2 separate regions of the Mus musculus genome follow, and region 2 is linked to region 1. The links are chromatin loops, found by intact Hi-C in ENCODE. Cell type or tissue: left cerebral cortex. All regions are shown on one strand. Each heading gives the region's core, and the rest is flanking DNA. Links, peaks and the distances in the headings are about the cores only. Region 1 overlaps Rc3h1 (RING CCCH (C3H) domains 1). Region 2 overlaps Ankrd45 (ankyrin repeat domain 45).

Region 1 (15,445 bases), core at 3,480-11,479:
AAGAAAGAAAGGGAAAGGAGAGGAGAGGAGAAAAGAAAGAGAGAGAAAGAGGGAGGGAGGGAGGACAGTACAGACAGACAGATTTGTGTAGGTTTTCATAGGTGATGTTTACCTAGCTGTTTCAAGACAAAACTAGTTCAAGTAGATGACAGTTCAGAGTAAGAAAGAATAATTAAATGAAAAACAAACCTGCAAGGGGACTGGGAGTATGACAGAGCAAGGTCCTGGGCTCTGCTCCCAGCATCAAGTAAGGTAAAATTAAGTTGAAACAAAATTTTTGATGTGCTTCAGTGAGCAAATGTGTGCTTCTACATCACAGGAAGTCTTTTAGCAGAATGAGTTGAAATAGAATAGTAATGTAAGATGCTTTCAAAAGGGGTATCACAGGCTGGAGAGATGGCTCAGCGGTTAAAAGCACCAACTGCTCTTCTGAAGGTCCTGAGTTCAAATCCCAGCAACCACATGGTGGCTCACAACCATCCATAATGAGATCTGATGCCCTCTTCTGGGATGTCTGAAGACAGCTACAGTGTACTTACATATACTAAATAAATATATCTTTAAAAAAAGGGGGGGGGGTATCACACTGAAGTAACATTACCAAAGTAATGCTAATTCCTTAAATTAGGAAAAATAAAATAAAACTACTAACCTAGTATAGATGCCATTAAAAGTTTTTCCAGATACATGAAAGAAGCCTTAACTCAGTGCCTCTCAGCATTGACTTATAGCTCAGGGGTAAAGTGCTTGCCTGACAAGTTAATGTTCATACATATGACTTAGGAATGGGTAGATTTATCATCTACTATCATCTGTCTGTAATTGTTGGTCATATAATTCTTACTGTGATCTAAAACCAATGTTTTATATGACATCCAAAGACAGCTAAAGACTTATTCTTACTAATAAGAACATCATACTCTTATTAACAACCCCTTTACAGAGCTGGTAGAAATTATGCTAAACATACTCTCATTTTTGCTTTTTGTTAGAATGTAGAAAGTAAAGGAACGAGAGAGCAGAGGTTGGACCTTCAGAGAAGAGCAGTGGAGACGAGCGATGATGACCTCATCCCGTTTGGAGACCGACCAACAGTCTCTCGATTCGGTGCCATCTCTCGAACATCCAAAACACTGTATCAGGGTGCTGGCCCACTGCAAGCTATAGCACCTCAGGGAGCACCCACAAAATCTATTAACATTTCCGGTAAGAATCCTAGAGTGGTAATTATGATTCTCAATGTAATTCTATCAGTGCTTTTAAGACTTTTTTTTAAAGATTTATTTATTGGTTATATGTAAGTACACTGTAGCTGTCTTCAGACACTCCAGAAGAGGGAGTCAGATCTCATTACAGATGGTTGTGAGCCACCATGTGGTTGCTGGGATTTGAACTCCGGACCTTTGGAAGAGCAGTCGGGTGCTCTTACCCACTGAGCCATCTCACCAGCCTGCTTTTAAGACTCTTAAAGGCAATTATTAAACTTTTCCCTATAAGAAAGCAATTGCACTTCAGGCAATTTTAGGAGTATAAACTAAAATTAACTCTTTCTATATTAAGACTGCTTGAGGGGCTAAGGTGTAAAGCTCAGTTGATAGAGTGTATGCCTAATATATATGAGACCCTGTATTCAATACCCCAAACCACATAAACCAGCTATGGCACATGCCAGTAATCCTAGTACTGGAGAGATGGAGGTAGGGAGATCGGAATGTTCAAGTGCAGCTTTGGGTGCATAGGGATTTCAAGGCTATTCTGGGCTAATGATCCTGTCTCAAGGGGGGGGGTGCTGCTTGTGACTTTTATCTTAAATAACTTCATTATTTATTAAAATAAGATTCTTGGAGTCTGAGGAGGTGACTGGCTGGATAAAGAAGATCTGAGTTTGGATCCCCAGTACCCACATAAAATGTAGGCGTGCGTGCGCGTATGCGTATGTGTTGTGTGTGTAATCCTAGTGCTTTGGGAAGATAATCTGACACCAACCCTCACCCCTACATTCAAACACTCGTGCACACAGTGAAAAGAAAGTATGCAAAACCTGAAGGTTCAATGGGGAAGAAACAAATGCATTGTCATTTTGGCAGACAGCTTTCTGCAGAGACAGATACCGTGTGCCGCTGCCTTCTGGATGATAGTGCCTTAGATGAATCAAACTGGTAAATGACATCATAAACCACAGTAAACTGTTCCTTTACAGATTACAGTGCATATGGAGCTCATGGTGGCTGGGGAGATTCTCCATACTCACCTCATGCAAACATACCTCCTCAGGGACACTTCATTGAGAGGTACAGCCATTCTTGTTCACTTGTTATAAATATCTGAAACATTTAGCTTTCCTTGCTTTGTTTTCTAGTCAGTAGTGATTTCACAAAATAAAACTTTATACAAAATTTACCTAATGGTTTCTTTCTTTTTTACCAAAGGGAGAAAATGTCCATGGCAGAAGTGGCCAGTCATGGAAAACCCCTTCTATCTGCTGAAAGAGAACAATTACGGCTAGAATTGCAGCAGCTGAACCATCAGATCAGCCAGCAGACCCAGCTACGAGGACTAGAGGTACAGACCTACAGATACTTTTTTCTTGTGTCAGGAATTTTGATGTAGAGTACCACTGTGTAGCCCACATGGCTTCAGACTCAGGATCCTCCTGTGTGGCCACATTGGTACTTACATCGAGCTTTCAGTGTTCAGCACTGTGCCCGTTTTGTGCTCTAGTTCTGAAGAGCTCCCAAGAATGTTAAGTTGGATATAATTTTCTTTCATCGTGTATATGTATTTTGTGGGGTGGTATGTGCACATGAATACAGATGTTGGAGGATCTGCCTGGAGCTGGAATTATAGCAGTTGTTGTAGGCCTCCTGACATGTATGCTGAGAACAAAACCCAGGGCATCAACAAGAGCGGTATCTGATCCTAACCATCAAAACACCTCTCCAGTCTCCTTAAATAGTAAGTTCTGAGACACAGTAAAGCAGCACGTAATTTTAAAGCCTTTGCCTAACGTTAGTATAGATATCCCTTCTTCAGAGGATTCAGAACTAAATTTAGTTCTTGGCTAATAGAAAAAGAATATTGTCTGAGAATAAACAGTAGTGGAGGAAAAAGGAAAGAAAGCCTGCCTCAAGAACATTGAGTTTTTATAGAAAAAAATATAGGATTTACATCATGGAAAATAGCAATGAGAAAGAAAGATACACATTTATAATTGATTTCTCTTTGAAATAGGAAAAAAGATTAAATTATTTTTGGTGCTGGAAATATGTCTTACCATTCTTGCAGAGGATACAAGTTTGGTTCCTGTCTTACAACTGCCTATAACTCAAGCTCCTGGGGATCCAGCTCTCCTTCTGGCAGCCATAGGCATCTGCATTTCTGTTTAATGTGTACATCGCAACATTCACACACGCCATCTCTGTCTCTGTCTCTGTCTCTCTCTCTCGAAAATAAAACACATCTTTTAAAACTCACTCTCCCTTAAAAATAAAATACATCTTTTAAAATTAAAACCATGTTTCTCAAGTGCTATTAAGACAAAATGTGTTTATAGTTGGGTTATTTTTACTGCAAACTTGTGGCTAGTTTAGTGGTAAAATACTTTGGGTAAAGTGTTTTCTATGTGGCATGAGGTGCGCTGAATTATGTGTGTGCTTGGCTTTGTGCACTAGGCTGTTAGTAACCGGCTGGTGTTACAGAGGGAGGTGAACACCCTGGCAAGCCAGCCACAGCCCCCTCAGCTGCCTCCAAAATGGCCTGGAATGATCTCAAGTGAGCAGCTCAGCTTGGAACTGCATCAGGTGGAAAGAGAAATTGGGAAGAGGACCCGGGAATTGAGTATGGTGAGTGCTGAAGGTGGGGAAGGTGGAATGAACTCTGTGACTCTAGAGCTGATTCCAGGTACCTTGAGGAATAAGTAATATTTAGGGTGATTCTAATAAAGATGAGTTGTCATCTGGTGGTATTATTATTTTAGGTTTGTCCTTTGTCAAAGACTTTGGGGAAAACAAGGGAATTAATTAGAAATTTTAAAGTTTCTGTTTAATGTACTCATTAGGGAAGCAGATGGGATGGTTGCTCTTTTGGACTCTGTAATATTAAGATATGTTTACACAATAAAATGTTACTTTTCATGGTCTTTTATAGAAGAGATATATAGTCTGTACACTGTTCTCTGTACTGCTTTTTCATGCTAGTTTGCAGCATTTTCAAAAGGTAGTGAGAAAAGGTGGGTTGTACTGTATACTTTAGTGTATACTCTCTCATCTACCTGTTTTTTATTGTTAATTCTTAGTGAAGTAGGAATGACTTTTTGTTTTTTTAATCCGTGTTGTGTGAATTTGGTCTAACCCATTACACCACAGATTACGGACTTTATTTCCTCTTCTTTTAAGGAGAACCAGTGTTCTGTAGACATGAAAAGCAAACTGGGTACAAGCAAGCAAGCAGAAAATGGCCAGCCCGAGCCCCAAAACAAGATCCGCACTGAGGACCTTACATTGACATTCAGGTAAAGAAAGGAACAGGAACACTTCTATAGACTTTAACCAGAGAGAGAGATAACTATCATCCTACCGTACACAAAGTATGAATGTTTTGATTCTTAAAAGATCTATTTTTTAAAAAAATAAGAAAATATGAATATATTCATTGGGTTTTTTTCAAGACAGGATTTCTCTATTCAGCCCTGGCTATCTTGGAACTCGCTCTGTAGACCTGGCTGGCCTTTAATTCAAGGCATATATCACCACTGCTCAGCAGGAGAAAAGAATATATTTTTACTAAATCTAGAATTAAAATTTTACTTTAGGAGTTAGAGTAGGATATAGCTACGGGCACTGGAGAGGCTGAGGTAGGAAAAGAGGAATTTGAGGTTAGTCTGGGCTACAAAGTGAGACTATCAAAACACGTGTATACACAAAACTTAGCACTTTACTGGGGCTCAGTACATTTTCTGATTACATTTTCTTCTCATTGCTTTAAGTGTGGTCTTATGCTTTTGACTTATAAAACATAATATATAGCTCATTTAATCATTTTTTAAAAATGATTAAAAGCCAACCTACTGCCCATTTTATTGCTACTGTTTTTGTTTCATTTTCATGCTGACTATTGAGCTCAGACCCTCACAAATTAGCACATATTTTTTACCACTAAGCTGTATTCCAGGGTTATGTTCCCCCCTTTCAGTTATGTACAAAACACTTAAATTTGCTAGTGTTGTAGGGTTAGATTAGGGTTTGTTGGTCGTTTGAGACAGGGTGGGATTAGGCCATCCACAGTCAACGTTTTTATTTGATCTCTCCCATAATACAGTATTTAATTCATTTGTATATCCTTATTTATTCTCTTTGGCATATTTGAAGATTTGAATCCTTAGTCCTGTGTTGATCTCTTGATTACCTAGAACAAGAATTTATAATATAACCTGACATGGTGGTACATGCCTTTATTCATAGCACTTACTGTTTGAGTTTGAGGTTAGCCTGGTCTATGTTGTGAGTTTCAGGATAGCCAGGACTATGTAGAAATATCCTATCTCAAAAATTAAAAAAATCAAACAGAAAAGAATTCTAATTGTCCTGTTGCTGTCTTCTTGGGTTTTGGCTTGTTTGTTTGTTTGTTTGTTTGTTTTTTGAGACAGGGTTTCTCTGAGTAGCCCTGGTTGTCCTAGAACTCACTCTGTAGACCAGGCTGGCCTCGAACTCAGAAATTCGCCTGCCTCTGCCTCCCAAGTGCTGGGATCAAAGGTGTGCGCCACCATGCCCAGTGACTATTTTGAATCTATACGCTTGCCTAGGTTCAAAATAAAGTTGGTAAATAGGAGGTTGGCACTTTTTCTTAAATTCCAGCCAGCAAATATTTTAAGCTACGGGTCTTTTGGGATGTTAGGGGCTGTAGGGGGGAGGAGTCTCACTACCTGTCCCTTCCTCCCAAGTGCTTGTCTCTACCATGCCTGTTTGTTTTAACTCTTAGTTCAGTTTTCTAATATGTATATGCAGGTTGTGTTCTGCTATAACCTATACGTATAGAGTAGGAAGCTTGTCAGTTTTAGTTTATCATCTATGCTACAGTGTGGATGAGGAGTTAGAATCAATATTTGGAAGCTATTTATGTAGTTATTTTTATTTTGGCTGTTTGAGACAGTCTCATTGTGTAGCTAGCCTTGGTTGGCCTGGAACCAATCTAACCTAAAACTGATAAAGACCAGCTGCTTCTGCCTTCTGCTTGAACTAAAGGCATGTGCTCTACTCCAGCCTCATGTTTTTCTACAGTGCTAAATAATAAGCCCTATTGATTGGATTTTATTTAGAGTAATTGCTTTTCTCTTTCTATAAATTCCAACTATTTTTTCATGTAATTTACAGTGATGTACCAAATGGATCAGCCTTGACACAAGAGAATCTCAGCCTCCTATCAAACAAGACCAGCTCTTTGAATCTGTCAGAAGACTCTGAGGGAGGAGGAGATAACAATGATTCCCAGAGATCAGGAGTTGTTTCCAATTCTGCTCCCTAGAATATGGGCACCTGCTTCTACCTTCTGCTCCTAATCAGTTCATGGGGCATAGGGATAGAAAAATGGATAACTTCTAAACTTTTTCTCTGAGTGGTCAGTGAAGTCCAGGAAAAGCACCGGAGGCAATGTGCACAAACACCACTACTAAACAAACCTGCACATAGTTCACATTGATGCATTTTTTTAATTTTAAGAAAAAAAAATTAGCAGTATCTGCAAGCAATTCAGATTAAATTTGTTTTTGTTCTGTGAATGAACTTTATTTTAATAACTTTGGACGCCTTGGATCCGGGGCTTTAAAAAAAAAGAAGATATTATATATACACTCTGTTTGATTAATTGTATGATCTTAATGAAGTAGGTTTTTCTTGTATTTTGGTATTATTACATACCCAGTGTATAATTCCTTTTCCCCAGTCCTTTCCAACTCTCACAACCCTGTAAACTAAAATAGACAAAAATGCACCGTTTCCAAGAATTCTGTGGTAATAGATTGGGTTATTAGAAACTGTGCAGCAAACTAATTTTATTAGAGCTATTCTTTAACCCCAGCCCTGTTTCTGGATCACTAGCTCTGTGGATAGATACTTGTTTTTTACAACATTAAAAGTTTATTTGAGTGGATATGGTTTTAGTTTCAACTTTTCAGAGATGTCAACATGCAGTTGATTGTTTGAGCCACATTTTGGTGTCAAGCATTCCTTGCATTATCTCCTTAAAATCTGAAAGCCTATTTAGTGTTTACAATGTTTAGTTAGATTTAAATGAAGATTATTTTATTTTAAGAATGAACTCTGAATTGGATATAATGGCTCATTCCTGTAATCCCTGGCCTCAAGATGTTGAGGCAGGAAAAAACAGAATAAGAAGAAAAGAAATGAACTTCAGCTTGTTAATAGTGAAAATAGGCATTTCCTGTTCTCCTATGTGGAGCTCATGTTGGAAAATTCGAGCTGTGTTTACAAATTAAACTTGTCTTGAAACCCTAGAATAGAAAAACCAGGACAGTGAACCATACTCTAAAGCTGGGAGCCGGCTCAGCAGAAGAGCACCGGCTGCTCTCCCGGGTTCTTGGCAGCACCTGCAGGGTGTCTCCCAGTTCCACTTTCAGGGACATGACACCCTTTTCTGGCCCTTGTGGACACCAGACACAATGAAGAAAATTTTTTAATTAAAATAAAACTTAACACTCGATAGGAGCTTCAGTAAACAAGGACATATTATTTCAATGGAATTTTTGTTTTCCTTTCAAAAGCGTTAAAGATTTGGCAGATAGAAACTGACTGAGTCTTCAGGGTAGTTCATGCTTTGGTCACTTGTCAGTAATCAGAATTACTAGAATAACTATAAATAACTTGAAGTGAGTTTTTATAGACCTGGCTTTCTGACATTAAAAATGTTTATGAAAAAGTTGAAGAGTGAGGAAGAATTTTTATTTAGTTCTGCTGCACATATTCTAATGCTAACCACTGTTTGCTTAATTTACTAAGCCCCTCTAAAATGAGTTCAGCAAGGCAATGTTTCGTAGAATCACTCCATCCCTCTGATTGCCTGACGTCAGTTTCCCTTTCTAGATGATGCTACAAAACAAGAAAGCACTGGTTATGTAATAAGTTACTGCATTGCTTTGGTTGGGTAAAAGCAAACGTTTATATTTTTCTTATTTCTATTTCCTGAACCCTTAACTCTGCTGAGGTCTGCGTCACCTCAGTCTAAGCTCTGTGTCCATCATCTTGTTAATTGAAACAAGTGGGTGGGGGTGGGATAAGAGTGGGAGGGGTGGGAAGGGAAAAATAGTCCTGCCATTGCCTACCAGTAGGAAATCCAAACAGAACACTCATTTGAGTAGCGATTATTTAATTTGCCCAGTCAAGGCACCGTGTTTATATACTATTTCACATTGAATTTGATTATGCCCTACAGACCTGGCTGGTCAAGGATTTGATATACACATATTGGCTTGGGATTCGAGCTTTCTTTTTTATTTAAATAAAAATTTATATATATATTATATATATACATATATACATGGCTATATCTGTATATATATCGGGTATGTTTTAAAGATTTCTTCGCATGAGCGCAGCTGTTGCAATAAGATGACTGATTGGGAGGTAGAGGCACCGAATGACGGTGAGGCATTTCTCAGTTGATGCATACATTTTCCTTTTAATTTTAAATACACATTTGTACATTTGCTTTTTTTGGACTTTTTTTTTTAAGATAAAATGACTCTTACATTTATACTTTACTCATTATTTATTGAGATGAGGAGAGAAATGTTATGCCTGACAGGATTTTTATTTTTCTGCATATCTATAAAACGCCACATTATTGGCCTCTTGCCTTCAGTAGACAGATTTGGGTGGGTCTTACCTCCTTTGGACATTTCAAGATAATTCCTAAGTCTTAGAAGCAGATGGGTTTTTGTTGTTGTTGTTTTTAAAATTGGAATAACTAGGGGGAAATCTGCATATTGGTTTTCTTGGAGTTAAGAATAAAAGTAAATTTTCATTGTAGTGTGTATGAGACCCCCAAAATGTACTCTGCTGCGGTGCACTAGTATCCTTTTAGGTATATTTTTATTTAGGGAGAAAATTAGTCTTTTAAATGGTAGTATGAGTTCCCCAAGCCCCTCTCTATAGCCAGTCTGGGTTGGGTAGAAAGTGAAAGACTGTGCCTACAATTTTGCTATTTAGTCATTTTCCCTTACCAATTTTTAGGTGGGGTTTTTTGGGGAGCAGGGGGTAGGCAGTATTGTTTGTGCCCACTGGCAGGTTTAGGGATTCAATAAAAACTCTCATAACTTTGAGGGGTTTTTCTCCCCTTAACAAAGTCAATGTTATGAGACAACAATAAATTGAAGCATAACTTCATGACTCTTAACTGCTGTTTTTATTAAAATATGAAAACCATTGATTTTTATTTGTGTCTTTAGAGACATTAAAAAAAGGAAGCCCATCAAATAGGAAGCAGAGCTTCTGCACCACCAGCCCTGCCCTTTTAAGACAGTCTTAGCAGATAGCCCATACTGGTTCTGACTCGAGACCCTGCGCCAGCCTTGTGAGCGAGCACTGGAAGAATGTCAAGCATGTGCCGCCATGCTCAGCATACTCAGCAATGGGTATGGCTTTTCACTGAAATGGTTTCTTCTGAAGGTGATTACTTTTTACTGTATCCAAGAGCAAGAATCATCTCAGATGAAACAGACAATTCTGGAAGGGTTATGCAGCAGCATATTCATACTTGTTCAGAAACAACGCCAGTATGTTAGCTGTCGTGAATAAAAAGTACTTAGGCTCAGTCTGTTTTCCGTGAGTCTCTGGAACATGATGGAGGAACTGAGAATGGGGTATCTAGACTCAGTTTCCTGTTGATAGTAGGAGTCTGAATGTGACCAAAGAGCCATTCCTTACTACTTTTCTACTTAAACAGAACTTGTACCATAGGTTTCTGGTAGTGATGTTCAAATGACGTCAATGTTTAAGACACTATTATTAGTAATTACAAATATTCACCTACTCAGAATGTGTAAGAGCTTGTTTGGCACGTACGGCATTAATGTGGGTCATTCCTTCTCTCATCTTCCTTCCCTTGTGGTTTTCCCATGTATTTATTCTTTTGCCTAACAGCAGAAGATGGATACAATTCTCACGTGCTACTTGGATACATGATCCCATCAGACTCCCATGAGCTTGAGTGTGGGAGCTTGAAATTTAGTTCCTAAGTTTCCCATGATTGTCTTTTTTCTTTTCTTCCTGACCCCTTGCCATTCTGCAGTTTCCCCTTGACTTACCCAATCTGTAACAGTGACAGTTTGCTGCTTCTAAACAGAGCATTCAAATGAATTCGCTTAGCCAATAACTTCTGTGAAGTTGCCTTTTCTAATGGCGTTATTACTCAGTGATGCACAGATGTGGTATTTGCCCTACTGGCAGGCAAGCAAAGGTCTGGCAAAGAATGATAACCTGCTATTTCTTTAAGGAGCGCCAAAGACTTGTGCTTTACTCTGTTTTGGTTTTAGGGGAAATAGTAGCCATTTTGATTATGAAATCTGGTAGTATTTGTAAGTTGATTGTACTGTGTAAATGTCTAAAGTTAACTGTTAAGGTTAGCTGGCCTTACAAAATGTAAAAGTAATGAAAATTTATCAGTTTCTCTAAACCAGTAAATATCACCCTTGACAATATTTGTTTAAGCAACTCACTCTCCCTTTGGGGGCTTATCTTGATGTACTACTCTCTTCTGTGCGTCTCTGTACTTTCACTTGTGCCTACAGGACAATGTACTTTCACTATGGTCAAGTCCTGGGTCTGGGAATTCTTCTTGAACTTGACGCTTGTGAGAAACAGTTAACGGTAGTTACTTAGTACCTGTTCGACTTAAGTTCAGGGACATCTTATTTTTACTAAATGGGATTCATTTGCTATTGTTTTTATGTACAAATGATGGTAGAATGAAATTTCAATATATTTTTCATTTGGGCTTTTAAAGAATCAAGTAAAGAGTTCAATATGTAAAATCTTTGTGTAAAAACCATCCGTAACGATTTATTACATCCTAATTTGTTCTCAAGAGGAAGTAATGACCTTGCAAATTAACTGCAGTATTACACTATTGCCCTATAAAAGGTTCAAGTGTGTTAAACTCTTAATTGTTAATATATGCTTATAGTGTTGCAAAGGGATGTCATCCCTGAAGATAGAGCTCAGATACAGCGTCACTGAGACAACGGGCAGTCTACACTGACACCATTTCATCTGAAACATATCGATGTCTACCTTAGACAGCTATGGCTTTTTTTTTTTTTTTTAACAGCTCAGCTTTTTAAAATTTCCTGCTGAAATGACTGGCTGGGAGTTTTTGGTAAATTGTGCTAACATTCTTTTTAACGTTCTCAATCAGCTTTCCTGAGCCACTCACTTCAAAGAGCTGGTTTTGTTTTGTTTTGTTCAAAAGATACAGGAAATAACATTTGAGATTTTAAGATTCTATTTCTGTAATTGCTAGAGGTGTTTTCACAAGTAACAGATTTTAATTAATTAGTAATTCTAGTCACACTAATAAAGAATAGGAAACTGCTACCCCCAGGAGCAAATGACACCTTCTAATAAGTGTTCTCAGTAGGTAGGTTTCAATACTACACTGAATAAGTGGGTAAAGAGCCCTTGGAATCCCATTGTGATAAAGGGACTTCCCTTAGCACTGGAATTGTTCTTAGAGCCTCTGGATTTCAGACAAACACTGAATTTCCCTGAACTTAACCTTGAGCAGAATAACCTTCATTTTCACAAGAAAGTAAGGCATTGTAACCCAAGGTGGAAAACTTAAACTTTAAGACAATACTGTGTCAGAAAAATGTGTATTTAGAAGAGTGAAACCCTGTGGAGTCTGTTGTCCTAGTGTATATTATATTATATAGTAGATAAGGTGGCTTTTTTTTTTTTATTTTTTATTGAAGACTCATTCTGGTTCTTCATTTGGTTTTGTGTTTTGTCTTTTAATGCTACATATGTAGACAGAGCTCACAAGTCTTTGGCTCCCATATTAGGTTGTACACTCAGAGTCATCTTATAACTGGAAACTGTCAGGTGGTCCCAGCTCCAGTGAACACAGGAAAAGTCAAGGAAAGGATGCAAGACTGGGTGAATAGCGCTCTGGGGTTTTGGTTTTGTTTTGGTCCTCCTTTTAAAAATTGTCATTTTTATAATTTATTGGTGTAGCCTCTCTCTCTGTTCATTGGCTGACATTTCACAGTAATATCCAAACCACCCCATAAAATTGTATTCTTACAAGCCTTTAAAGCTATGATTCCTGTTTAGCTAAGACAGTCCTGAGAGGTTTTGGGGTTTGTTTTGTTTTGGTTTGTTTTTGCCTCACTTTCCCCTTACCCTTTTTTATCCTTTGTCTTCCCAACTTTCTGGATATAAAAGAAAAAAAAACTTCACTGGTCTTAGGCCTCAGTAATGAGTCTGACTTTCCAGGAGTGATACAGGAAGTGAACTAAGGTAATGAGCAAACTTCTCACCCACCTAACTGCTTTCCAGTTGTGAGGTTCCTCTTCGTGTGTGGTCTTTTCCCTTTTACCCCTGAAACCCTTCCCTGCCTATGGTCAGTTGGTCTCACGGCTCACACCAGTCTCCTGAGACATTCTGCACTCATTATCACCTTTTTGGGTGGATTTTTCTTAGTTTTTTTGTTTTGTTTTTAAAAAATAACTTTAACATTGATTCATATTTGCTTGGGATAGAGCTTATGTAATTTACCAATCGTATTGATTGTATGTGATTGTGCCCTGCAGAGGTATACTTAACATGAGTAATCTTAAGTTAGTAAAGGAGCTATGAGATTTGAGTCAGAATAGAGATGGCTTTATGGGGAGTGTGAAGTCCCTTCTCAGAATCAGTGCTACGGAAGACCCCCTTTGAAAGGTTTTCCTCCATTCCTGTGTTTTTCCATTGCCTCGGCTCCCTATTGTTTTCTGACATTTTCTCCCCACCTGCTCACAAGGTTTTTTAAATTGAGTCTTAAAATAAGAGATAACTTTTAACTGAATGAATTTTGTGAAATTTTACATTTTCCAAATGTTTTCAATTGAGGACAAAGGATGGGCTGGACTTGGCCAGCCTGTGACCATCTCCTTCCCATCTGGCCTGGCCAACAGTGAGATTTGCATTTAGAGGCATTATCTTCTGAAAGTTGTTTTTGTATAGGAAAAAAAAGAACCTTGCTTGAAATGGAACATTCCCTTTCTTTAATCTGTTTAATATTTCCGTTTTTAAACAGCTTTCAAAACAAATGAGGTGGGGAAAAAAGAACTAGGAGTGTGTTTAGGGCTGCCGACCTCTGGATCTGAACGAGTACATGGACCATGTGTTGCATATTCTTGAGAAGATTAAGGCCTTCTCTCTTAATTTTGTATTCTTTGTGTGCATGTTGTTTATATTAAAGATGGCACATTTTGTTAAAATGCTATTTCCTTTATTACCTTGGAAACTGACTCAGCCTCTTGTTGCTCCTAATTAGGGTTTAAGGCTCTTGTAAGTTGCAGATAAAAGGATTCATTTTAACAATAGAAGGAGGTGGTTCACCTTTTGGATTGTAAATATATGAAAGTGTCTAAAGGTCTTTATCTGCTTTCTGTCAGCATTTATATTAAATGATAAATTAATGAGGAGGAACAGTGTGTAGTCTTTTTCTTGTCAATGAGTCTGCCACCTCGTTCTCGTCTTGGGATTGTTGATAAAAAAAAAAAAACAAAAAACAAAAAACTTTTAAAAGCTAATTTATGCAAGTAAGCACACTGGGCGTCAGTTTTCTCTACCCAGAATTGCTGTAGACTTGAGTATGCTGCAATTGAGAGGCAGGCCTGGTTCAGAGGCTGCGAGACCCATAGTCAGTGAGCTGTAACATTATTTTATGACGTCTTATCAAGCCAAGAGCATCTTTCTGCCCAAGCAAAATGATCTTCCTTCCTCAAACAGAATACTTGTCTTTTTATTTACCAACTGGCTCCCAATTATTCTGAAGTCTTTTAAATATAATATAAAGTCATTAAATATAATCTAAAGTAACTTTATATTATCTCTTATAGACCATGCTCTAGTTAACATGAAGGGAGGTGATGGCTGAGTAGTTGAAAGTGTTGTTTTCTTTTGCAGGGGCCCAGAGTTTAGTTCCTAGCACTCCCATCAGGCAGCTCAGGACTACCTGTAACTCTAAATCCACGGATCCAACCACTGCTTTCTGTCCTCAGGTACATAGACACACTTAAGGTCTTAAAGGGGGAGGTGAGTTATTACACATTACAAGACATGAAGTAAACTCAAATGTAGCATGTTGTAACAGTAACATACTTTTATGTAATTAAGAATGTTTGGGGCCAGGCAGTGGTGGCGCACATCTTTAATCCCAGCACTTGGGAGGCACAGGCTGGCGGATTTCTGAGTTCGAGGCCAGCCTGGACTACAGAGTGAGTTCCAGGACAGCAAGGGCTACACAGAGAAACCCTGTCTCGAAAAACCAAGAAAAAAAAAAAAAGATTGTTTGACTACATGTTGAATATTAAATGGTAAGACGGAGGGGATGTTCAATTCACAGTTCATATATATAGGTCTGTATCCTATATACATGCTGTGCCTGTAGAGGCCAAAAAAAAAAAAAAAAAAGACATTAGGTTTCCTGAAGTTAGAGTTACAGACAGTAACTAGGGCTAGAACCAGGATCCTCTGGAAGAACAGCATAAGCTCTTAACTGCTGAGCCATCTTTCCAGCCCCATATTTTTAAGAGATAGATATATTAATCATAGTTGGAATTTATTCTAAAATACTTTCCAATGAAAATTGATAGGGATTTCCAGAAAAGGGTTATAACATTACCAATTACTAAATACGGGGACCACTGGTACCATGACTGGCCACAACAGAAGGAGCCATGGTAAGGGAGCTCAGAAGGTATTAGATAGTTAAGTGCTTGTAGCCATCCTTGAAAAATGATGACATCTAAAAAGGAAATTCCAAAACCAAGCCTGTCTGCCACTTAACCTAAGCTTGTCCTGCTTAGGATATAAGCAGGAACTATCTGACCTGTTAGGCTGACATGCTCAGACTAAAGTGAATGTGTTATATGTGCATCAATGTTTTGTCCCAGTGATCAGCGAATCTGAAATGATCAGCTAGTTAAATCATGCTTTCCAGCCAGTCGTGGTGGCGAACACCTTTAAACCCAGCACTCGGGAGGCAGAGGCAGGTGGATTTCTGAGTTCGAGGCCAGCCTGGTCTACAAAGTGAGTGCCAGGACTGCCAGGGCTTCACAGAGAAACCCTGTCTCGGAAAACAAAACAAAACAAAACAAACAAACAAAAAAAATCATGCTTTCCAACCTGTTTGGCTATTAAGAGAAAAAATACCTACCTCCTTTTTTTTT
Region 2 (15,445 bases), core at 2,658-10,657, 200 kb after region 1:
TTGTGACTGGGTTCTATCCCTTGGTATGATGCTTATTTTGTTCTTTTATTCTGGAGTATGTATTGCCACTTAATACGGATGGATAACATTCCATTGTATGGATACAAGTTTAATCCATTCATCAGCCAGAGTACATCTTTGTTTTCACTCTTGGGCTGGTATGCACAGTGCTGATATGAACAGTCATGCATATGGCTGTGTGCTTGCATTTTTTCTGTGATATGTAAACAGGAGAGGGATTGCTGTGTAGTAGGTAACTCTGTGTCTAGCCTTCTGAGAAACTGCTAAAGCTGTTTTCCATCTTCCATTTTCATCAGTGAATCAGAAGATCCCAATTTCTCCAAGCCTTTATTGATGTTTTTTTTCTTTTTAAGATTTATTTATTTATTATATGTAAGTACACTGTAGCTGTCTTCAAACACTCCAGAAGAGGGCATCAGATCTCGTTATGGATGGTTGTGAGCTACCCTGTGGTTGCTGGGATTTGAACTCCGGACCTTCGGAAGAACAGTTGGGTGCTCTTACCCACTGAGCCATCTCTCCAGCCTGGAGATTAGAATTGTAACACCACTCTTTTTTTTTTTTTTTTGGGTTTTTTTTTTTTTTTTTTTTTGGGTTTTTTGGTTTTTCGAGACAGGGTTTCTCTGTATAGCCCTGGCTGTCCTGGAGCTCACTTTGTAGACCAGGCTGGCCTCGAACTCAGAAATCCGCCTGCCTCTGCCTCCCGAGTGCTGGGATTAAAGGTGTGCGCCACCACGCCCGGCTGTAACACCACTCTTATGTGTAGCTGCAATTTGGATGTGCTTCCCACGGAAGGCTAATTTCTTCCTTCATTCATAGTGTGGGAATAATTCCAGTTAGAGCCATTTGCTTGCTCAAGGAACACCCTAGCAGACGACAGCAGTTAGCCAACTTGACCCTTTATCTTCATTATTCTAGCCTATCGAAGTAGGTTTCTGGAAAAGTCTGGAAATTTCCATGAAGTCTCTTTGAGCATTTAAGACATGGTCTCTTCTGAAGGGCCTGAGTTCAATTCCCAGCAACCACATGGTGGCTCACAACCATCTGTAATGAAGGCTGACGCCCTCTTCTGGAGTGTCTGAAGACAGCCACAGTGTACTTACATATAATAAGTAAATCTTAAAAAAAATAATTCTAACCTCCAGCCCCTACACAAATGTGGGTGACACTTGTCTGTGTCATGGCTCAGTTAATGAGCAGCTTTGCCATAGCACTAAGCCAACGATACTCTGTCCACTTAGAGTAGTGTGTGTGGTGTTGTGAGGTAACAGAGCCCATTATTTTGCAGACAGCTTTGCAGTCCTTTTTTTGGCTACTAATCTATGTGTCTGAGATGGCACTGTCTGTTTGCATGAATCTCCCTTCATTTTCTTGGCTAGATCTTTGGTTAACTGTCAGTGTCATTGCTGAGATGAAGATAATACTGGCAGTAGAGATACATTGCCTAACTGAAGGTTACCTTGATGTAGCCTATATTTTCACTGGGTTTTATAGCTTTTGCTCTTACATTTTTGTCCTGTGATATCGTTTGTGCTACTTTTTTTGTATATGGTGTGGCATGGGGTTCAACTTCACTTTGTGTGTGTGTGTGTTATTTATTACCTACACTTTTTATGTTAGTCAAGAGGGGCCCTAAGAGGCTGAGACAATTAGGCTAATATAGGTAGTATGAGAGGCCAACCCTTGTCATCTATGTAACTAATGTCTACTGATGAGATAGGTTGCACCCTCCTGGGTACCTTGAGGGGCAACCTCAGGCAGCTCCTCATGTAGATTATGAATAAAGCATATATAACCAAAAAAAGTAAACTAAGTTTAGAGAGGCTCAAAGGAAAAAAGAGAGAGCATGAAGGGGGTGGGGTGGGATTGTCACCATGAAGCCAGGGTAGAGCTTGAGCATTTCAGAGTGAAAGCACAGGCTACTGGTGAGAGGTCCAAATGAGGGACGAATGGAGGAAGTGAAGGGCTCCCGTTTTGCTGACTGTAGTTTTCCTGTTAAGGCAGGGTAGGAAACAAGGCTGCAAAGTTAGCTTGTGATCATTTTTATTAAAGCTACTGAAAAATAGTCTGACGGCTTTAAGCTTTACTTTATGGGCAGTGGGACACCATTACAGAGCTTTTAGGTCTGGAGAGAGCTCAGTCAGTAAAATGCTTGCCTCACAAACTTGAGGACCTGAGTTTGATCCCTAGAAGCCACTAATGTTGATGAGGGAGATGCCCTATGCTTGTAATTCCAGTGTTGGGGTGGTGGTGGAGGAGACTGGCACAGTTAGCACCTGGGGCTAACTGGCAGGCCAGCCTTGTTACATCAGCAAGCCCAGGCCAATGAGAGAGTGTCTCAGAAAACACTGGTGGGCATGTCCTGAAGCAGGACACTTGAGGTCGTCCTCCATCTTCCAAAGGCATGTGGATTCGCATGCGCAGCACATTCAGGTTTACCTGTACCCAGCCCTCCACCCACACACCTACGCAAGGTGTTTGGTGTTGTGTGCCTATAATCCAAGAACTTGGAAGGCTGTAGCAAGAGGATCGTGAGTTTGAGGCTAGCCCGGGTTGCATAGCAAGACCCTGTCTCAGACACACAAAGAAACAAACCTTTAAGGCGGTAGAGAAGTGGGCTTAAGCCGGGGAGAACAGCCTGGCTTTCTGTCTGAAATGGTTTGGAGGGAGAGCAAAGTAGTCCAAGTCAAGCCCTGCAGTCCAGAAGCGAGATGATTAGACTTTAATACTGATCAGATAGTCCATTCCCACCCATCCCATCCCCACCACTGAGCTGTCCCAGTAGCCCTCACTCACTCCGCCTCACCTCTGCAGAGGAATTGCCTCTCTCCTCAGGTCCCTTACATTCCAGCCTTCTAGGCTTCTTCATATCATAAGATGCTATGCTGGCTCTGGTTGACACCTCTGAAATGATCCTTAACTTCACATCAAAGAAATGAAGACAGGAGAGGTTCAGCATCTTAATGGGAGTCCTCTTTGCAGTGGTCCATACGTACCAGGAGAATCGAGCATGTAGGAAGTGTATCCTCTTGGCTTTGCATACTATAGGAAAGTCAGAGGCTGTCAGGGCTTAATTAATGGCTGATTCGGGCCAGGATATACTGTTGTATTCTATGCCCATTGTTTGAAAAACTGGCTATATTGTGTTTCATATCTCAAGCTAATTAAATGTCATTTAAAAATCTGCTTCTTTCAGGCCAAGTGAAGAGTGCCAAATCGATAACCTAAGCCGTGGTCACCAGAGAAGTCAAGGATGTGCCTTTTACAGATGCCACATGGTGTAGAAGGCTACATTACATTTCAGTATTAAATACGACAAACCTGTTCCTCGTTCCTGCCAAGTTCAAGAAATAGATCCAGGGTTTTGCAGAAATGTCTGGGTACAAATTCAGTTACCTGGCTTTGTGTTAGACTGTTCAGAAGACTCACACCTGGCTCAGGGGCTGGGCCTCTGCTCCTCCAAGCTGGGCTCCTCCTGAGTCCTCCAAGCTGGGCTCCTCCTGAGTCCTCCAAGCTGGGCTCCTCCTGAGTCCTCCAAGCTGGGCTCCTCCTGAGTCCTCCAAGCTCAGTCCTCCTGAGTCCTCCAAGCTCAGTCCTCCTGAGTCCTCCAAGTTCAGTCCTCCTTAGTCCTCCAAGCTCAGTTCTACTGAGTCCTCCAAGCTCAGTTCTACTGAGTCCTCCAAGCATACAAGCACACAGAGAAGCTAATAGTTTTCTGTTTAACTGAGGCAAGAAATTTCCACTTGACTAGGGGATTCTATTTTTAAAAGATGCATGAAGCCATTTGTAAAAGAAAAGCAGGTGTTCCCTCTCTTTCAAAAAGCAAATACTAAGAATTGAAGTCCCCCCTCCCCGAGAGGTGGGGTCCTCTGGTTTTAGCTGTCTGAATTAAAATTCACCCGGAAGGTGGGATATAGTTTCTGAGGAAAGCCCACAAATCTGTGGTTTCCCCTCTCAGGGTTTGGCAGTACACGGTAACTGCCACTGTGCTGAGTCCCACCGGTCTCCCTTACATTGCCTGTGTTTTAAAGGCCATGGCGACAGAAAGGGTCCTCAGAAAGTACTCTTGGTAGTAAAATCAAGCAGGACCGCGAACTTCCTATTACTTTCCAACTTTCTGGGGGAAGTTTTTTATAGAAAATAGAACATGTATACTTAAAATAGGAGAATCATTTTATCACTTTCTCCTCATTGTCTTGCTATGCAAACTATTTTTCACTTTAGAGGAGAAAGAAAACAGGGGAGCCATTCAGTCATACTTGTCAGGTGATGTTCTCTTGGTCATGCTATTGAGGTCATCTTGTTTTAAAATGTTTCCCCAAGTTTCCACTTCTGAGATCTTTTCTCTATAGGAGCGATTGCCATTCAGCAGAAACCCGAACACTAGCCCGTCTCTGCGGCACCCAGAGTATTTGCTGCTCGTGGTAGGCAGAGCTCTGTGCTTGGTCCTTTTAGGACAATCTTTCAAGACACTTGGTGCACATGAGCACTGAGATCATTAGGAAGAGCCTTGGTGCCATTGGGGGATGGGTGGTGTTGTCATTTTTATTCTAAGCCACGTTTTCTGAGCCTTGATCATGAACACAGCAGTGGTCTCGAGGTCTCTGCTCCTCGTAACTAGGAGGGGAGGCTTTAAACGTACTTTTAGTCCCAGGTGAGACAAGCATTTTAAACCATCTGCTAGAACAGTTTCTCTCTCCCTCTTTGCCTCACACTCTTTGTCCTCAGATGTTTTATAGCCTTTGATACACTTGCTAGCACAGTATTTGTACAGTTCCTTGAATTGGGACCTTTATACCAACTTTCTCATAGTCTCCTTTTCTAATGAATGCCCCATCGGCTTCTCCTCTTCTTGACCCTCATTGTCAGATCCTCTCAGGATTCCATTAGGATTCTTGGTCGGACAATGGTGGTTCTCCACCCTATGACTATCCCCATCTTCAATATTACAAAGATCCAACCTTTCCTTCTTGGGGACATTTACAGCGCCAGAAGCCTCATTCTGTGTCCTGTGTAACTTAGCCTCATTCGGTGTCCTGTATAATTTACTCACATGCTTCTCTCTCCATGTGAATGAATATAGATCTTTATGAAAGGAAGACATTTTTGTTGAAAATCCTTTATTTTCAACAATTTTGTTGACATCCTTTATGAAAGGAGGCCTCTTTTTTGTTGGGGGCCTTCCTCATACCTAAAGAGCTTGTAAAATAGTAAGTCGGGGAATAGAAGTTGAATTGACGCACTTAGTACTACCTTACTCTCAGTACCTAGAATTGCTTAGTCCTACCTTGTACTCAGAACTCACTCCCTCTTCATTCATTTACGAAGTTGGATTACCATTATAGAAATGCTCCCAACCTTAGCTTATGCCTTGCCTATGTCAGTGTACCACAGACAAGCCATACGCACAGCAAACATTGTGGCTCTCTGTCTGCCCGCTCCCAACTGTGTAGTTCTGAATGTCATGGACCTGGTGGCCCCATGGCATCCTTGTATCTTATTTCAGAGACTCCTTTGATGTGGGGTCTGAATACTTACTTAAATCTGTGTATGTATAACTTCTGTTTTGCTAGAGATGATATCAATTATTACCTATTGTTGCACTGACTTATACGTAGATCAATAGGAGATTTAGATGCCCTTATGCTGTGAGTTTGATGTGATTTCATTAGCTGCATGGTGCTTTCTGACCTTGCATAGACTAATGACTTTTTAAAAAGCACACACTTAACAGTTCAGGAACGCCTCCACAGTATTTGAAAGGGAGGCAATTTAATGTTATGATCAGTTCTAGTTGGTAGTTCTTTAGGTTTTGTGTTTCATTGGTCATAAAAATGTAAAAATATAAAGGTATGGTATTAATGTAACATTAAAATAGCAACTGCTGCCTGTTATCACTGTCATGTAACAAAAGACATTTTAACTCCAAAAAGTAGGGCTACGTGGTGACAGTATGATCCGAATAAATGAAGCTTCATTACAGAATTTTATGTTACACGTTTTCTCATTTTATGCCTCGTATGATAGAACTTTTATCATATGCCAGAACTGACCTAGTGTCTAACTTTTCACGCTCTAGATGTCAAACTGATGTTTTAACATTAAACATTGTAAAAGGGCACAGGTTCGAATCTCCGCCCGCGCGAGCCCCATCCCTGGCCCATGGCCAAGCGGCGTGCGGCTGAGCCGCTCACGTTCCGCGTGCCTTGGAAGCGGCTCCTGCCCAGCGACTTCCCCGAGGAGCCGCCGCTCTGGGTCCCACCGGCTCGGCCCCTCAAGCGCCAGGGGGACGCGGGGGACCAGGGCGGAGCCTGCGTCTGCGCTCCACAAGCGACGCGGCGGCGGGGACCGCATACAGGAGCTGCAGGGTGCAACCTGGAGCCCGAGAGCCACCTCCTGGCGAGCAGGAGGAACACCGGGTCAGCCGGGCGGCGGGAGGCGGCGACAGGGTAGAGAGCGCAGGTAGCAGCAGACGGGTGCACAGCCAGAAGGAAGAGTTTGGGCAGTATAATACATTCCAGTATTGGAGGAGCCCTCTGCCGCCTATTGATCTGGCAGCTCTTGAAGATGTGAGTGCAAACAGCCTGACAGTTTGAGGACAAGAATGAAGGAGTTGAGATTGACGTGGAGTCCTGACAGAAGGATCTGAAGAAATGGGATCACTGAATTTGAGGAGACCTAAAGGAAAAGTTCTTTTCCATACTTGACATGATCCGTTTTTCAAACCTGAAAAATGAGGAAGGGGTTTGGGATAAATAACTACTGAATCTCCTAATGGAGAGCTGTCCAGGGTGTGGTACAGCTGCAGGCAAAATACTTTGTGTCTGCATTTTTAATGAAAAAAAGTTTTGTTCACGCTCTTGACTTTGAAGATGCTTATATTGGAAAAGGAGGTTTTGACAGTTTCAGAGGAAACACTCAGGTCTTCTGAACTTGTTCTGTCAAATGTTCCTTTGCACCACAAAGCTTATTTGTGGTGCATGGAATGAATACGTTTATACAGCTGAGGCTAATAAATTCTTGCTAGTACATCTTATTGGATCCCCTTGGTGGAACAAATAGGAGACGAGTATCGATGCAAAGTTAAAATGTGAGATTGTTTCTGAAAGCTAACCTTGTTTTACAAGAGTGTAAATTTAAACTAGTGAGAACTTCCTTTTGGGTAGCTTGTTTTACCTTTCGCTATTTGCTGTTTATTAAAACAGTACAGGCAACGAATCTAGCCAAACAATGGATAGAGAACAGTAGGAAGCAGCTGCCCGACCCTCCTCCCTTTTCTGAGATGAAAGAAATGATCTGGTCAGTTTACTGATTTTGTTTTGAGGACATTTTTTAATATTACTTTAGACCTGTAGTTCTTAACACTGATAGCACTTTAACCATTTCTGCTCCAGCCCTGGTCCTAGAGAGATGTCATTCAATTATTTGAAGGTGGCTTCACACAAAGGTTTTTGTTTTGTTTTGCACCAATTCTGCACTCATGTATTGTGCAGATCAGGCCAGAACCACTAGACTAGCAGCTTTTCCAGTTTAAGGAGATCACTAGTGTGAGCTGAAGCAATGTCTCTTCATTAGTTTTGTCTGTATCTTGTTATGTTATTTGATTTGTCATTCCTAAGTTATTGTGTTACAGTTTTGTTTTTAATAAAGTACACTGTTTATGTTTGGGAAAAAAGTATTGTAAAAGGCTCACAGTTACTCTAGTGTTCATCTAATATGTTCATCTAATATGTTGTACAGGCAAACCTAATCTCCCATTACAGACACTCCTCCTCTTACTGTGTGGTCCCATCATTTCTAATGTAGCAATGCAAGTTTCTGGTCTCTCTTGAATCCAGGGAGCCCATGACTATAGTTGACAATGGTTCCATGTCTTTTCCAATGCTAGGTTATAAGAGGTTGATTTGGCTTCTGCCTCAGTCTCTTAAGATACTGCCCTAGAAGCCAGTCTGTGGGGAGACAAACAAGGAAAGGAACTGAGGCTCAAGCCTGCAGCTCTGACTGTGCTCTGTTCATCCAGCCATTGCCCAGATCATGAAGGAGACATCTTGGAAATGGAGTCTCCAATCGAGCCCCTGTTTGAAGCTATGTGGAATGGAGACACACTTTCTCTGCTTACCAAAATCACTAACTTCTGAGATAAAGTTCTTGTCTTAAGGGGCACAGTTTTGTATTTATTTTTACACAAAAAATATAACATACGCATGTTAGAACTCAGAAATATGAAGTGGCACAACAGAGCTCAGAATATGTGGCTTTGTCCTGTAACTGGCTGGTGGGTCAAAGCTGTGAGGGTCTAGCGGGGAACATGAGTAACATGGCTGCCAGCCTCAGGTACAGCCGAGCAGAAGTCTTTCATTTCAGATCCTCTAAGAGGTTACTAGTGGGAGGAAGGAAGTGTCCCTGCAAGCTAGAGAGAAAGGCGGTCTTGTTAGGCGGTCCCAGGAAGTATTCCATAATGTTTAAGTAATAAACCCAGTGATTCAGTGATTATGTCCCAGCTTTGCCCCAGGGTCGCCTAGCCTTTTCTGAGCTGTGAAAGGAAGAAAGGAACTGAGCTGGAGAAGGGAACACAACAGCTTTCAAGTAAAAATGGGAAGAAACATAAATGTGCCACTAGTTAGAAATTGAAGTATCTCTTCATTTCCCAGCCTTTGTAGATGACACAGGTTATTATTAATCAAGAAATGACTTCCGGGAAAAGATAAAACCAGGAACAGACCATGGGAGTATCTGTTAGGAAATCAGAAACATTTAAAATGGCGCTCATTGAAGAAGCCCTGGGACTTTCAGATATTTGGGCATTTTCCATGTGGCTGGAGCGATGGTTTCTGCGTGTTCTAGGGAGGCCATCACTGTTGCATCCTGATGCAACACAACTGCCACATCTCTTTTTCCCAGCATAAGGAACGGTTTGATACACCTTTCTTAGGTCTAATGTCCACTCTTGACCAAATCAGCATACTGGGAGATGGCCAATTACGAAGAACTCACCTGCCTCACATGTCTCTCTCAGTCACATAGTATAGTCTACCATCAGAAGACAGGATTTGGGCAAAGCACACGCCGGCCTCTCAGTTCCCTGAGGCTATCAACGGTTCCTTCTGCTGGCTTTGTTCAAAATCGTGAAGCAACTCTGTTATGGCTTTAACAGAAGATGAGGTTGTGATGAAGACTCACCTGGCCATCCCTGCAGCTCAGTTAGGCACTGCCTCTGGCTTTCAGTACCGCATCTAAGCCAGAGCTGAGTATAAATTTTGTCCAGGTTTTCTGAGCTATGTGGACTTGGAGAACCTGAATCTTGAAACCTAAAAGTACAAGAGTTGTACTCACAAGGTTTGGTGGCACCAAGAAACGACAACAGTGGGACAGGAGCAGAACACAGCAGGGAAAAGTGATGGAAGGCAGTGGCGTGAAGTCAATGTGACAACTGGGAGTCAAATGCGAAAGCACAGGTGAAAGAAAGCCTTGTGAGCTAGGTCTCATGGGAGGTAAACTGAGGCAGCAAAGTGAATGTTCTCTCTGGTTTAAAATAACTGCACATCTATACAAATGAAGTTGCAGACTGGATTTCAGAGGCATATATACAACTGTTGATTGAAATTCAGTCTCTAGGACCTGAGACATGCTTTGGAGTTTCTTTAACACATACACAATGCAGAAGATGATAGAGTCCATCAGCTTCTTGCTGTGATGTTCCCCTCGGTGCTCTACGGCAGTACACTACAAATTGGTGATTCGTGTTCACTGAAGAAATTGTATTTGTTTCTAGTAATTAGATTGGAACCCCTGTCCCCAGTCACATGCTAGGCATCAAGAATTAATTGATGACTATGTCCTGAGGAGAAGTGGGTGACATTGTACCTTCAAGCAAAGAACTAAAATTCCATAGTGAGTTGAATGGAGGAAAATGATAACTTTGAGTATTGAAAGAGACTAAGAATGAGAATACGAATAGGAATAAGGGATGGCTCAGTGGTTAAGAGCACTGACTGGTCTTCCGAAGGTCCTGAGTTCAAATCTCAGCAAGTACATGGTGGCTCACAACCATCCATAATGAGATCTGACGCCCTCATCTGGAGATAGCTATAATGTACTTACATATAATAAATAAATAAAGTCTTTAAAAAATAAAATCTTAAAAATAAGAATAAGAGGAAGAAGAAATGGAAATTCAGGAATCAGGAAAGGAGACTAAAGGGACTGAAAGGGTAATGAGTGGATGTACTGGCTGGTTTTGTGTGTTAACTTGACACAAGCTGGAGTTATAACAGGAAGGAGCCTCCCTTGAGGAAATGCTCCATGAGACCCAGCTGTAAGGCATTTTTTCAATTAGTGATCAAGGGTGTGTGTGTGGGGGGTATTGTGGGTGGTGTCATCCCTGGGCTGGTGTCTTGGGTTCTACAATAAAGCAAGCTGAGCAAGCCAGGGTAAGCAAGCCAGCAAATCCCTCATGGCCTCTGTATCAGCTCCTGCTTCCTGACCTGCTAGAGTTCCAGTCCTGACTTCCTTTGGTGATGAACAGGAGTGTGGAAGTGTAAGCTGAATAAACCCTTTCCTCCCCAACTTGTTTCTTGGTCATGATATTTGTGCAGGAATAGAAACCCTGACTAAGAGGGTGGGTAAGACACAGAACATGAAAGCAAAAGGAAGGGGTGTGGAAGGCTGGTGGAAGGCACAAATGTGAGCAACTATAATAATATACATATGTAAGATGTTACAGTGAAACCTATTATTTTGTATGCCAACTAAAATTTAATTAAAAAAAACAAAAAACAAAAACCGAATCAGTGTTAAGGGAGTTAGGGCTGATCTGGATAGAACTGGCATAAGAAAGTCATCATGTACGGTTTTTACAACCACAAGGGTTCTGTCTATGTGGATAATCTTTGACCCTTTCATGTGTTACATCAGGCAAAGGAAATCAGTTAAAAACAGTTGTAGGCGAAGGCAGAGTGTAGCCATTAAGAAGTGCATGTTTCTTTATAGCTCCATAACTTCTCTTGGATTGGAGGTGAGAATAATGAGTGCAGCCAATCAGAACAAAAAGCAGGTCGGCAAGAAACCAATGGGAACAGCTTTTGCTTTGGTATCAGTTGGTGGTACTGACCCTGGCGAACAACACAGCTCAGCCCAACTGAGCCCTGTTCTTTGGGATTTTGAAAGGCTGCGTTTTGATTTCAACTCTGAGCCAGTTTAGGCTTGGAAGAACACACCTCTGGGGAAGAACTTGGCTTTAAGGTCATTAACATGGGAACCAGGGCTTGGAGATAAGGACCGGAAGAGCTACTTGAGGGTGGGGAGGGACTTGAAGATGTAGTGGCTACCTCCTTCTTTATATTAGAATCTTTGTGACGGGGGCAAAGGATAAAGTCTGTTCCCGAGGCTATCTCAGACTTTAAGAAGTCTTAGGTTAAGGCTAGCTATAAGGAAAAGCGAAAATAACTCAAGTCCTTCCCAGGACCATCCCATACATTTATGTAGGCTACGTCTCACACAGGACACCAATTCAGTGGGGCTTCAGGAACGGAAGTCCAGCCTGTTGTTATGACAAGTCACGTGCCTGTTGTCAGGCTTCATGGCCCCGAGGAAGAGGTACTTTTTCCTAATTCAATCAAAGACATCACACGATCAAACCTCAAATCTTTTCAAGTCTTAAAAAAAAATATGGTTTACCCCGTCCTCACTCCAAACCTTAACTGATATGATGCAATTTTCCTCAGTCTCTGAGAGAGAGAGAAAATAAATGAGTTTTGAAGCTGGGGTAATGGAGTGGAATCCCAGAGTGATTTGTACTCGTGGGAACTGAGGAGTGTGATGTTTGTCTTTGCTTCTTTCCTCTTAAAGATTCCACTCCATCCGCAGTGTATGGTGTGCTTGTCTTGTGCCCCAGACTGTGTTTACAACCTGAATGGACATCAAATTCTCAGGCTGGAGAGATGATGGCTCAGCGGTTAATAGCACTGACTGCTCTTCTGAAGGTCCTGAGTTCAAATCCCAGCAACCAAATGATGGTTCACAACCATCGATAATGAGATCTGACGCCCCCTTCTGGTGTGTCTAAAGACAGCAACAGTGCCAGGCAGTGGTGGCACATGCCTTTAATCCCAGCACTTGGAAGGCAGAGGCAGGCAGATTTCTGAGTTCGAGGCCAGCCTGCCTGGTTTACAGAGAGAGTTCTAGGACAGCCATACAGCTATACAGAGAAACCCTGTCTCACAAAACAAAAACAAACGAAAGAGAGAAAGAAAAGGAAGAAAGTGTGCTACCCACCTTAGGTAGGTGGGGTGTAGATGAACTGCAGGTCTCATGGTCTTTTTTTTTTTTTTTCCTTTTCTTTTTTTCCTTGTTCTTCCATGTCACAACAGAATAGTTTGCCATAGTGCAAGGCAGCCCTGGAAAAGCAATGTCAAACAACAGTTTTTCGTTTTGGGCAACAAAAAGTGGCAGCAAGCCTGACTTACTCTGTGGGAGGCCAGCGGATTACTTTGTGGCCCAGAAGCACTTCATAATTCTCATATGTGCCACGATTGTTTTGGGAGGTAAGTCGCTAGGCTAGCCTCTCCTCTGTCCTTAGAACCTTTTCTCATTGTAGGAGATCACAGCTTCATCCAAAGAGTAGCCAGTGGAACCTCAAGATGGGAACGAAGGCCGTCCGCACAGTTTTTAAGGAGCTCTTGTGCATATACCCATTGCTTTACTCAGTTACACTGGCGGAGCACGAGAGGGTGGCTAGTACATTAAGAAGCACGAGACTGGCTGCCATCATGGAGCTCCTTCAGGGGGGAGGTAGGCAAACAAATAATCATGAGGCAGTGTAGTGCTAAGTGTACACAGAGAGAGAATGAATGTTAGGATTCTCTAGTAACTGATGCTGCCTACATGACCAGGCCTACCCTGATCAAACTATCTGAGATAAGGGGAGACAGCTCGTCGAACAGACAAAGAAGACAAACAAACAATCCACAGTTCACGTACTCAATGTTAGTAATCTTGCGAATTATGGCTTCTTTAGCTCTCACCCTTTAATGCCAGCATTTGGGAGTCAGAGGCAGGCAGATCTCTGAGTTTGAGGCCAGACAGAGTGAGTTCCAAGATACCCAGGGTTATACAGAAACACCCTGCCTCAAAAAAAAAAAAAGATTCCATTTTATTATATGTATAGGAATGTTTTTCCTGCATGTATGTCTGTGTACCATGCACATGCAGTGCCCACAGGGCCAGTAGAGGGTATGAGAGTCCCTAGAACTGTGTAGTTATGGCTGCTTCTGAGTTGCGACGACTGCCAGTGCTGGGGACTGAACCTGGATCCTCTGGGAAATCAGCAAGTATGCTCAACCATACTTGGGATGGCTGGAGGCATCCCTCCAGCCGCCATGATGGCTTTTGGTGGGATTTCTCTTTACTCCACCCACTTTGCCTGCCTAGAAAAAAAAATTAGAGAAGGTTTTGTAAATAAAGGCCTGCGGAATGTTGATCACAGATTCAGCAGGTGTACCGAATGGTATTCATAGAGATAAAGTAGCCCAGTCAATGACATTCCTATGATGAGAGTTTCTAGGTCTCTGGAAAAGAAAATTTACTTGGGAAGAACACAAGCTGCTCTCAAAAGTTTTCTGGACTCAGGAAAACTACCAAGGACTAAATAGGCTGTCAGTGAGTCTTACTTTCTGCCATCGGTAGATACCGGTGGAGTGATTCTAATATGTTCCTGGGTGCATAACTGTGAGGCGGGTGAAGCCTCAGTATTGTCCATAGTCTTCTGTGAGGGATGCCCATCATATATGTACCTTAGACTTCACAAACTGCATCTGTGGGCCAGTGAGCTTCAGGAAGTGAAAGCACACTTCACACAAGCCTGTCCCAGAGCCCACATAAGGCATGTAGAGTCCTTGAATTTCTACACACAGGCACACACCCAAATACATTTTTAGTAGATATTAAATCTTCACACACACTATGACTCAGAAAAAGTTGAAAATTAAATAACCAGGCTGAATGTTAATGACATTATTTTGAAAATGTAAATAAACATCTCTTTCAGTAAGATATATGCACACACACACACAAACACACACACATACATATGTAATGGGTTACAGTATAGATTGACACAGGTATACAATGTATACTGATTGAATAGGGGAATTACTATTTTGAAACTATAAATTATATTTTTATTTTTTAGGGTTTTCAAGGATGGTTTTAAAGAATTCTGAGGTCTTTGTCTTGATGATTCTCTCTGTGTCGGGATTTGTGACAGGGCGACTGGCTTACCATTTTGTTGAGGTATTGTATACATAATACATTAGAGAGTAAGTCAAAGGTCAAACACCTCAAAGAAGGTCCAATCCCAATATGCAAGTTTTTCTTTTTCTTTAGTCCTCGGGATCAAACTCAGGACCACACACATGCTGGGCAGAAGGACTCTATCAATTACGAGCATCCCCAACCCTATGGAATTAAAAACATGTGAACAGATGTTAAAACAATTTCATACAGTGCTGAGCATTTTTGCAAAGAAAGACACATAAGAAATATAATAAGATTCGTAAGTTAGGAAAGCTTCAAATGAAGCAGTGACTTGGAAGTGAGACAAGTCACGTGCACTGACAACTCCTTGTCATTCTTCTCTAACCCTTACCCTTTCTGTCTTGTTACTCCATCTGAGCTCCTGTTCCTTTCCTTTGTGGATACACTGATGTTCACTTTAAACATCTAGAGGCTTGATACAAAAGGCAGCACCTCTTTCCTCTTAAGATTTATTTTATGTGTACGGGGTGTTTTGCCTTCATGTCTGTAGGTGCATTGCGTGCATACCTAGTACCCATGAAAGCCCGAAGAGAGTGCCAGGTCCCCTGGAACTGAGGTTACAGACTCCAGTTAACACACAGTTAGCCTCTGTGTGTGTGCAGGGAACTTCACCTGGTCCTCAGTAGGAGCAGCAAGTGATCTAACTACAAGGCAATCTTTCCAGCCCCTATAGCAGTTATTTTCATGATAAAGCATGTTTTCTCTCTCTTCTCTCAGATTAAATATGATACATGTACCACATAAAACCTAGCCACAAGAAAATACTCCTTCATTGTCTCAACTTATTAATGCCTGGCCCTAACAGCAATGCATTAACAATTTGTCTCCGTTCAATGTTTCAGTTTTTAAAGATGGGAAATAATAGCTATAGATATTTATCTAGGGCTGTGAAAAACCTATCAGTCTCCCCAGGTCTCATCACCCCACTAGCTAGCATCTTGTGAGAGTTTACTATGTGCCACACACATCTTTACGTGCTCTGTAGTAATGAATTTACCAACTCAACAATCCTTGAGTTGAGCCATTCACTCTTACAAGGTAATGATAGTACTCACTAGTCACTTTACAGATGAGGAACAGAGGCACCGAGAAGTTAAATCGTGCAGTTGTT

The links. A loop is a pair of places that touch in the nucleus more often than their neighbours do. Peaks named below come from ENCODE experiments on the same cell type or tissue, not always from the same donor. Only the 100,000 strongest peaks of a DNase experiment are listed, where the experiment ranks them.
Region 2: it touches region 1 in a loop (3-fold over the local background); 2 of 42 quality-filtered maps call a loop at or near these places.

The regions. Positions count from the first base shown.
Region 1 is chr1:160,961,279-160,976,723 of GRCm38, forward strand. It overlaps Rc3h1 (RING CCCH (C3H) domains 1), which reads left to right. Exons shown (of 20, transcript NM_001024952.2): 15 at 993-1,206; 16 at 2,201-2,291; 17 at 2,430-2,562; 18 at 3,672-3,842; 19 at 4,395-4,510; 20 at 6,369-13,698. The coding sequence ends at 6,519. Among named protein-coding and RNA genes, the nearest start is that of Serpinc1, 9.6 kb to the right of the region's middle. In left cerebral cortex, for the core only: no CTCF peak of the experiment used is centred there; DNase peaks (open chromatin) are centred at 7,542 and 8,181.
Region 2 is chr1:161,164,495-161,179,939 of GRCm38, forward strand. Ankrd45 (ankyrin repeat domain 45) reads left to right here. Exons shown (of 8, transcript NM_001368766.1): 8 at 3,218-6,013. It also overlaps the pseudogene Gm51252 and the pseudogene Gm6185. Among named protein-coding and RNA genes, the nearest start is that of Tex50, 13 kb to the left of the region's middle. In left cerebral cortex, for the core only: a CTCF peak has its summit at 6,418 (motif pointing left); a DNase peak (open chromatin) is centred at 6,406; H3K4me3 peaks cover 675 bases.